Regions from separate parts of the Homo sapiens genome. Here region 1 is linked to region 2. Evidence: read pairs that join two places in POLR2A ChIA-PET (ENCODE). Cell type or tissue: OCI-LY7. All regions are shown on one strand. Links, peaks and the distances in the headings refer to the core of each region. The heading gives the core; the rest is flanking DNA. Region 1 overlaps FRAS1 (Fraser extracellular matrix complex subunit 1). Region 2 overlaps BMP2K (BMP2 inducible kinase).

Region 1 (4,406 bases), core at 243-4,242, 650 kb before region 2:
CTTCTTCTTATCTTGGAAGCTGGAAATTCCAGCAGGGATTTTCTATAGCTCTAAATGCTACACCTACTCCCTCTGTCACCGAAAATATCGTGATCAACAGGCTTAGATTGTGGCAAGTGTCCGAGCTCATAGCTAACATTTATCGAGTACTTTCTAAGGACAAGTCACTGTGGTAATACAAGTACATTAACTTATTTCATCTTTACTGTCACCTGATTGAGTCCAATCTTATCCTTAGTTTGCATATTAGGAAACAGAGACTCAGAAAAGCTAAGAGATTTGTGCGGAGTCCTAAAGCTAAGAAGTAAATGAACTTGTGTTTGAACTCAAGTTTGCCTATTGTACCATTTTAGCATTGCTACCTGACTTAGTGTGGTATATGACCTATGTTCATAAACCAAGCCTGTGGGTATGGAGGTGGGTTTGGTGGGAAAAACATAAGCTTTGAAATCAGATGGACACTGGTTGAAATATAGGCATTAATACCATCAGTTACAAACTTTGGGACATTACTTAACCTCTCTGAACTTTGGTTTCCTTATCTGTAAAATGGAGATGATAAAATCTATCTCAAAGGTTTTAGGAAGAAATAAAAAGGTGAAAATGCCAAAGAATTTGGGACCCAGAGGTGCCCTCTTTGTCCTTGTTTTTTTTTTTTTTTTCTTTGTAAAACAAAACTTAGAGGACTAAGCCTGGCTTTGTGGAAGCAGGTGGAGCTTTGAGACATGAGGTAGTGGAATATTTACTTGGTTAAGGAGGCAGAAAAGGCTAATCTGAGGAAGTGATATTTCAGCTGAGACCTGGAGGATGTGTGGAAGTTAGATTAAGAAGGGTGGGAGTATGCTGTTGCAGGCATGCAAACATATTGGGCAAGTAAGTCCCTTAAGCTTCACAGTCCCTTTATCTGTAAATGTAGGCAGCACTGCCCTAGTGTGTCCTGCCTGGGTAGTCTGTTAAAGTCAGAGAGTAGAAGTAAGAGAGATTTGAAATGGTAAGACTGCTGTACAATATAAGGCATTGTTATTGATATTATATGATAACAGCACAGAATAAAAAAAAAAAAAGTCAGGGTTTGAATCCCAGATCTAGCCGCTCCTATTAGCTCCTAATAGCTGAGCTCTGGACAATTCACTCTGCCTTTTCACACCTTATTCCCTCATTTATAAAATCAGAGTCATGATGTCAGTTTCACAGGACGCTGTGAGAAGTTGTACCATCATGAGTATGTGGAGGACCTGGGAAGCACTTGGAGGCAGCTTGTCCCTTTCTTTCCGTCTCCCTACCTCCACCCTTGGCACCACACTATTCTAAGACTTCTGTACCAAAGCATGATGCTAACTTACTATGTTGTTGAGGGTCTCTTGCACAAAGACATTTTTAAGCTATAATTAGCAGCAATCTTTTCATCTGTGATTCATGCTGTTGTTTCTGTATACAAGTTGATACTCTTATAGCTATGTCTTCAGGTTTATCATTTTAAGACAGCTGGAGGAGGAGATCAGGTACAAGCTAATCATGCCAGGATGCTGAAATGGGAAACTGCTTAGGTTTTTGATGTGTAAAACAAGAAACTCCTTAAGGGGGTATTATATGAAACAAGCCTTTGAAATAGGTCTCAAACAGGAAGTGGATCACAATTTTGTTTTTTAATTAACCTGTATTTGCTCCTCCTGAAAGGAGATAATTTAATGTAAATACAAAGTCTCACATCTTTTCTTAGCGGTAAGTGTCCTCTGCTCCTTTTTATTTGGGACAGGATGAGGAGCTTTACATGAACTTTAAATTGAGAACCAATAGAAAAGGTATTGTTTATCTAAGCTGTCTGAAGAAGGGCACTTGGGGAAAGAATTGCACTCTAAAATAACCTTATGAAAGTTATTGATTCGTTTCTTCATGGTTCCCTGACAAACAAGGACCATTATTTCTGTGTCCGAATGGGAGCTGGGTCAAAGAATCCTTTTTTATAGATTATCTTTCCTGAAAACCAGACTTGTCAGGAAAATGAACCTCCAGAAATGAAGACATGAGACTTAATTGAATATTGCGTCCTGTTCGCTGCTTTGAAGGGCAAGTAGGAAACACTGTTAATTTTTAAAAATTTTACTGAGTACAAGAAGGTTTGGGGATAGCTCAGGAAATTTAGATAAATTGCTACTGTTATGTATTTGCTAAGTGCTTTTTATTTAAATTCCCTCCCCCATGACATTTCAACTCTGTAGTCCAGGGTCTATCTACATATAGTAGACTGGGGAAAAAGCATAACATTTTTTGTTTTTTTACCTTATATTTTATTTTATTGTTATTATTTTTTTGAGACGGAGTCTCACACTGTTGCCGGTGCTGGAGTGCAGTGGCACGAACTCGGCTCACTGCAACCTCCGCCTCCCGGGTTCAAACGATTCTCCTGCCTCAGCCTCTTGAGTAGCTGGGATTACAGGCGCCTGCCACCATGCCCAGCAATTTTTTTTCTATTTTTAGTAGCGATGGGGCTTCACCATGTTGGCCAGGCTGGTCTCAAACTCCTGACCTCGTGATTCACCCTCCTTGGTCTCCCAAAGTGCTGGGATTACAGGCGTGAGCCACTGTGCCTGGGCACCTTATATTTTAAAAGTAACTTCAAAAGATCACATAAATTATATATATATATAAATTATATATCTTTGTTGTTGAAAAACGGAAAATACAGATAAGGATAAAGGAAAACAAAAAATCATCTGGAACTCACACACAGAATTATCTACCCCTCACTTACTGGTTTATATAATTCCACAGTTTGTTTCTATGCACATAGATATATTTTTATTACAAAAATATTATATCTACATACTGTTTTGTAACTTGAAAACACAGCTTTTGGGGAGCTTTATTCTTTCTTTCTCACTTTTGGTCTAAGAAGCCAAGGGAATTTAAAATGAGATGAATTAATCAATAATTAAAGTAGGGTTATTACACCATTTAGATGAAAGAAAATTTATGTTGACAGTTGATATACTGCTCTTTAGAATTCTATAAATAATCCCCCCCAGAAATTTGAGCACTTATTAAAGATATATTTATTGTTTATTATTAGCATTAATCAAATATTCAGTAAATACTTTCCCAAGTGAAACAAGTTGTTTTTTTTTTAAAGCACCTTGCTATTACTTTGAAGTATTTGGGGATGGAGGCATTATATTATTTGCAAGAACATTTTATTCATATATTATTAAAAATATTAAAAGCTGTTTACAAAGATATTTTGATTGCTTTTTAGGCTTGTCATAATCTAATCCTTTAATCTATTTTCTAGTGAAAAGCTATTTTAAGAGTATTTCTTTTGCTGAATGTGTTAGATTGGAAAGGAGGATTTTAAAGTGTCGGAATTGCAATAGCAACATGGAAAATCTGTAAAACTTAGTTTACAATGTTATTACTTTGGATTTTATGGCTTTATCCAAAGTTCTAGCTATTGAAGAACTCTAGCTTCCCTGCTTTCATAAAGCAACTTTATGTGACCATATAATTGATTTGTAAAGATTAAGACCTGAAAAACATGGCCATCTGTCCAGGCCTTGGTAAAGGACTCATTTTACTTAAAATTAACCATAACACATTATTTAGTTCCATAGAGATATTAATACAAGGAAGATTTTTTTTTTTTTTTGAGACAATGTCTCACTCTGTCTTCCAGGCTGGAGTGCAGTGGTGCGATCTCGGCTCACTGCAAGCTCCGCCTCCCGGGTTCATGCCATTCTCCTGCCTCAGCCTCCCAAGTAGCTGGGACTACAGGCGCCCGCCACCATGCCCAGCTAATTTTTTGTGTTTTTAGTAGAGACAGGGTTTCACCGTGTTAGCCAGTATGGTTTCAATCTCCTGACCTCGTGATCTGCCTGCCTCAGCCTCCCAAAGTGCTGGGATTACAGGCGTGAGCCACCGTGCCTGGCTGGTACAAGGAAGATTTTTGATAGGTCCAATACCTAGATGAAGAAAATTTTTCTGTAAACATAGTTTGACATTAATGTAGTAATGACATTCAACATTATAAAGATTTTGTAGTGACATCATTTAAACATTGTTTTCTCAAGCTCTCACAACCTATCTGGAGTATCTCAATTCTTATGAATAGATATTTTTGTGTGGGTAAACAAACTCAGGGTTGATTATTAATTAATTCAGTCAACATACAGAAACTGTGCTAAGTGAATTTTGAGATATACAAAGAGGAATCAAATGAGATCTCCTTGTTTGAAGAGTCATAGTCTGCTGGGAAGACAGATAGGTAAACATATCAGGAAGGCTTCCTAAGCCCAGATACATTTAAACTTTGAATTAACATAAAGAAAAACTATGGTTTTGTGAATGAAAGAATGAAAGTGAATAACCTACTCCATGTTCTTAGAAGATACTGTTTACAGTTTAGTAAGCCA
Region 2 (4,406 bases), core at 309-4,308:
GGGTTGCATATCTGGGAAAGTGCATAAGACTTGTTTTACTCCACTCCTATGAAATTTATGTATTTAAGGATGTGTTAGAAAAAATTATACACTCAGCCACTAAAGGTTAGAAATGTGGAACTTCATGTGGGAACATTGCTCCAGCCACACTTGGTACGTCAATGCTACTTCATTAATATTATACCTATTTAACATCAGATTGTATGTTGAGTATAGTATCTTCTGTAACAATTTAAAAAGAGCTCTAAACTAATGTTCCTGCTTATGACAAAGTCAGTGGAAGAAGAGAATTGGGGTTAAATGTTTGTCTCTCAGTGGATAAGGGCTATTTGAGTAGAATATAAGAAACCAAGTAGTAGTTCCTTAGACAGAGGGAAAGAGTCACTATCTTTGTTGGAATAATTATTTCCTTTTCTTTTCTACTATCTTTTGCTAAACTTTCTACTCTTCCACCATGTTAATTTATCTTTAGTATGAATATCAGAGAGTATTACTGTGTTATATTCCAATAATAGTTAAAATAAACATCATCTATGCATACGTTATCTTCTTATGATATAATTGCCCTGTTATATTAGTTATCTGTTGATGCCTAATAAATTATCTCAAAACTTAATGGTTTAAAACAGCAGTTAACATTTATTATCTTACATACTTTCTTTGGATCAGAAATTTAGGGGTGGCTTAACAGGGTGGTTGTGTCTGGTAAGGCTGGGTCGGCTGTCCTCTGAAGGCTTGGCTGGTGATAAAGGATGTAATTTACAAGATAGTTCACTCACATGGCTTTGGGCAGGAGGCTTCAGTCCCCTGCCACATGGATTTCTTCAAAAGACTGCTTGAGTTTTCTCTTTGCCAAGGCAAAAATTATTTTGAACAAGGAATTATTGATTCTGGTTTCTCCCTCAATAAGTGATCCAAGAGACAGAGCAAGGAGGAATCTGAAATGTCTTTTTAGACCTAGTCTCAGCAGTCATGGGCTGCTGCTTGTGCCATATTTCATTTGTTAGAATTGAGTCACTAGATCTAGCTCATGTTCAAGGGCAGTGAAATTCGGTTTCACCCTTCGAAGGGAGGAATGTCAGATAACTTGTAGACATTTTTTAATACCTGTTTAAACTAGGTTAAGGTGATAACCCTATTGAGTTACAGTCTGCCAATAGGAATCCATAAATTTATTTTGGGAATAGGAAGAGGGTGATTCATATAGGGAATCCGAAAGTTCTAAAAGGAATGATTGACAGACAGGAGGGGGGATGCCCATCTCTCTTTGAGTTTTACCCACTGTGATCTGTTTTTTTTTTTCCTTCAATTTTCTGGGTAAAAACATCTGATCTGTGTTTTAAGGAGAGATGGGACTCTGTCACACAGAGGCAGGCTCAGACTGGCAGTTAATGCATCCAGAATGGACTTTAAACTGAATTGTTTTTTAAATTAAGATACCTAAGTTCTATTTACTAAGCAAGTCTATTTACTTGTAGGTAACTTACTATTTATTTTCCTCTGTTATATGCTAGCCTTCAGTAAGTATTTAAGTATCCTATTCTTGGCTCAGATATGCTGAAGGGGCTTGGACTAAGGGATTAAATAGACGACTTTTGCCTTTCTTTTCTCTTCTAAGACCTGTTTGGTGGCAATGGCAATGAGCTCTCAACGGTTAGGTAAATTTAGGGGATCAGTTAAGACTTGTGAAATTGAGATACTACTTTGAACATTAGGATTCTCCCTTCATTACTACTGTTAAGAGGATTTGCATATGAATTATGAAAGGAACTTAATAGCTTTCTTACATTGTCTCGTTCTTATGCTATACAGTCATGCATTGCATAACAATGGGGACATGTTCTAAGAAATTGCATCATTAGGCAATTTTATTGTTGTATGAACATCATAGAGTGCATTTACACAAACTTAGATGGTATAGCCTACTACACATCTAGGCTTTATTATATAGCTTATTGCTCTTACGCTACAAACCTGTATAGCATGTTACTATATTTAGTACTATAGACAATTGTAACAGAATGGTAAGTATTTTTGTATCTAAACATAGAAAAGGTAAAATAAAAATATTGTATAAAGGATTAAAAATGGTACATCTGTATAGGGCACTTACCATGAATGGAGCTTAGAGGACTGGAAGTTTTTCTGGGTGGGTCAATGAGTGAGTCGTGAGTGAACGTGAAGGCCTAGGACATTACTGTACACTATTATAGACTTGACTTTATAAACACTGCATTCTTAGAACACACTAAATTTATATAAAATTTTTTTCTTCTTCAATAATAAATTAACCTTAGTTTACTGTGACTTTTTTACTTTATAAACTTTGAAAATTTAAAAACATTTTGACTCTTTGGTTATAACACAAAACACAAACATGTACAACTGTACAAAAATATTTTCTTTATATTCTTATTCTATAAGTTTTTTCTTTTTTAACTTTTCTTTTTATACTTTTTTGTTGAAAACTAAGACACAAACACACACATCAGCCCGGGCCTACACAAGATGTGGATTGTCAATATCACTGTCTTCCACCTCCACATCTTGTCTCACTGCAAGTTCTTTAGGGGCAATAACAGGCATGGAGCTGTCATCTCCTATGATAACAATACCTTCTCCTGGAATACCTCCTAAAGGACCTGCCTGAGGCTGTTTTACAGTCGACTTTAAATAAAATAAGTAGGAGTATACTTGAACATAACTCAAAAATATGGTACAGTAAATACATAAAGCAGTAATACAGTCATTATCAAATATGCACTGTACACAATTGTATTGCTATACTTTTATACAACTGGCAGCCCAGTAGGTGTGTTCAAATCAGCATCACCACAAACACATGAGTAAGCTGTTGTGCTATGGTGTTACAATGGCTACGATATCACTAGGTGATAGGAATTTTTCAGCTCTATTTTAATCTTATGGAACCACCATCATATGTATGGTCCATTGGTGAGTGAAAGGTCATTATGTGGTATATGACTATATTTCCAGGCTGGGTTGAGGGAGAGGTACACAGGGATTCTTGGGTTAAGAAATCTTTATATTCTCATCTTCTCTTAAAAGCCAAGAGCCCTGTAGGATAATTTTCATAGAACCAGTGGTCTCAGGCTCCAGACTCTAGATACTTTAAATACTATAATAATTTATTATATGCAAAAATAACCCTCATTTAACTTTAGCTAATTTATAAAGCAGTCCTAGCAATTCATCTTTTGTTGGTAGCTATATATAGGGAATGCCTTTGTCAAAAGGAAAATTACTGTGGTGTCCCAGCATAACCAAGGCATTTGATCACTGTGTTCAGTAGTGATTTTAGAGTGATGCTGTCTGATAAGGTGACTGATTTTTTACTTTAAGTCTTGTTTACTATGATAATAACAGTTAATATTTATTATTTTTACTAGATATTGTTCTCTTTGCTTTACGTGTATTAAATTATTTAATCTTCTCAGCAACCCTATGAGGTGGATACTATTACTCCTTTTTACAGATGAAGTTGAGGCAGAGAAGTTAAGGAACTTGCCCAAGGGTACACAGCTAGGGTACCTTATGTAGGTGATTATGGAGCTAGTATACCTTATGGAGGTGATCTAGATCCCATATGTTCTCCCTCTCCATCTCATGCCCTTGTCTGTCATCTCTGTCATAAGGAAATGATTTGGTTTTCTAAGTATTTATAAAGTATAAAGTAGGGCATTGTAAATTTTTATTTATTTTAATTTTTCTTTCCATCTTCTTTTTTCTTACTCAATTATTACTATAGGTCAGTTGCTGATAAAGAGGCCATTGCAAATTTCACAAATCAGAAGAACATCAGCAATCCACCTGATATGTCAGGGTGGAATCCTTTTGGAGAGGATAATTTCTCTAAGTTAACAGAAGAGGAACTATTGGACAGAGAATTTGACCTTCTAAGATCAAGTAAGGGACACTTGAAGGCTTATTTTGCTTCACAGTAAAATAACAGCTCTATTATTATTCAGCAAGGCCAAAGACTTTTGAGAATGTGTATGGAAAATTCTTTTTGTGCATTTGAGGGCAAAATTCAGGCCATCTTCTTATACATATACTATCAAATTATGTTGTGTGCATTAGAAATCAGTTGCTTGATAGTAGCTATTAAACCCAATATTGCTGATAGTATGCTAATATCCTAAAACTTAAATATTGCATATCTATGAATGTTAAATTCAGAATATCTCTAAAACATGGAAAATTGATGTTTCAATAAAAAGGGAGACATTTTATTATTTTGCCTTACTAATGATTTTGCAGCTCTGTTTTTCTGCACACTCAATAGAAAATATTGTGGGTCTGAGATGCCCTTTGAAAATGCCTGAAAGAAAACATGGGCTACTACATTATGTTAATGTTTTGTAATGTCCTTTTAATGAGTGGTG

Evidence for each region. ChIA-PET counts read pairs that join two places held together with the same protein. Peaks named below come from ENCODE experiments on the same cell type or tissue, not always from the same donor. Only the 100,000 strongest peaks of a DNase experiment are listed, where the experiment ranks them.
Region 1: POLR2A ChIA-PET joins it to region 2 with 6 read pairs; 2 of 35 experiments call an interaction of 5 or more read pairs at or near these places.

The regions. Positions count from the first base shown.
Region 1 is chr4:78,228,661-78,233,066 of GRCh38, forward strand. The region is part of intron 2 of FRAS1 (Fraser extracellular matrix complex subunit 1); the gene reads left to right. Among named protein-coding and RNA genes, the nearest start is that of SNORD161, 58 kb to the right of the region's middle. In OCI-LY7, for the core only: no CTCF peak of the experiment used is centred there; no DNase peak of the experiment used is centred there.
Region 2 is chr4:78,874,965-78,879,370 of GRCh38, forward strand. BMP2K (BMP2 inducible kinase) reads left to right here. Exons shown (of 16, transcript NM_198892.2): 14 at 3,770-3,927. Among named protein-coding and RNA genes, the nearest start is that of PAQR3, 62 kb to the right of the region's middle. In OCI-LY7, for the core only: no CTCF peak of the experiment used is centred there; a DNase peak (open chromatin) is centred at 1,957.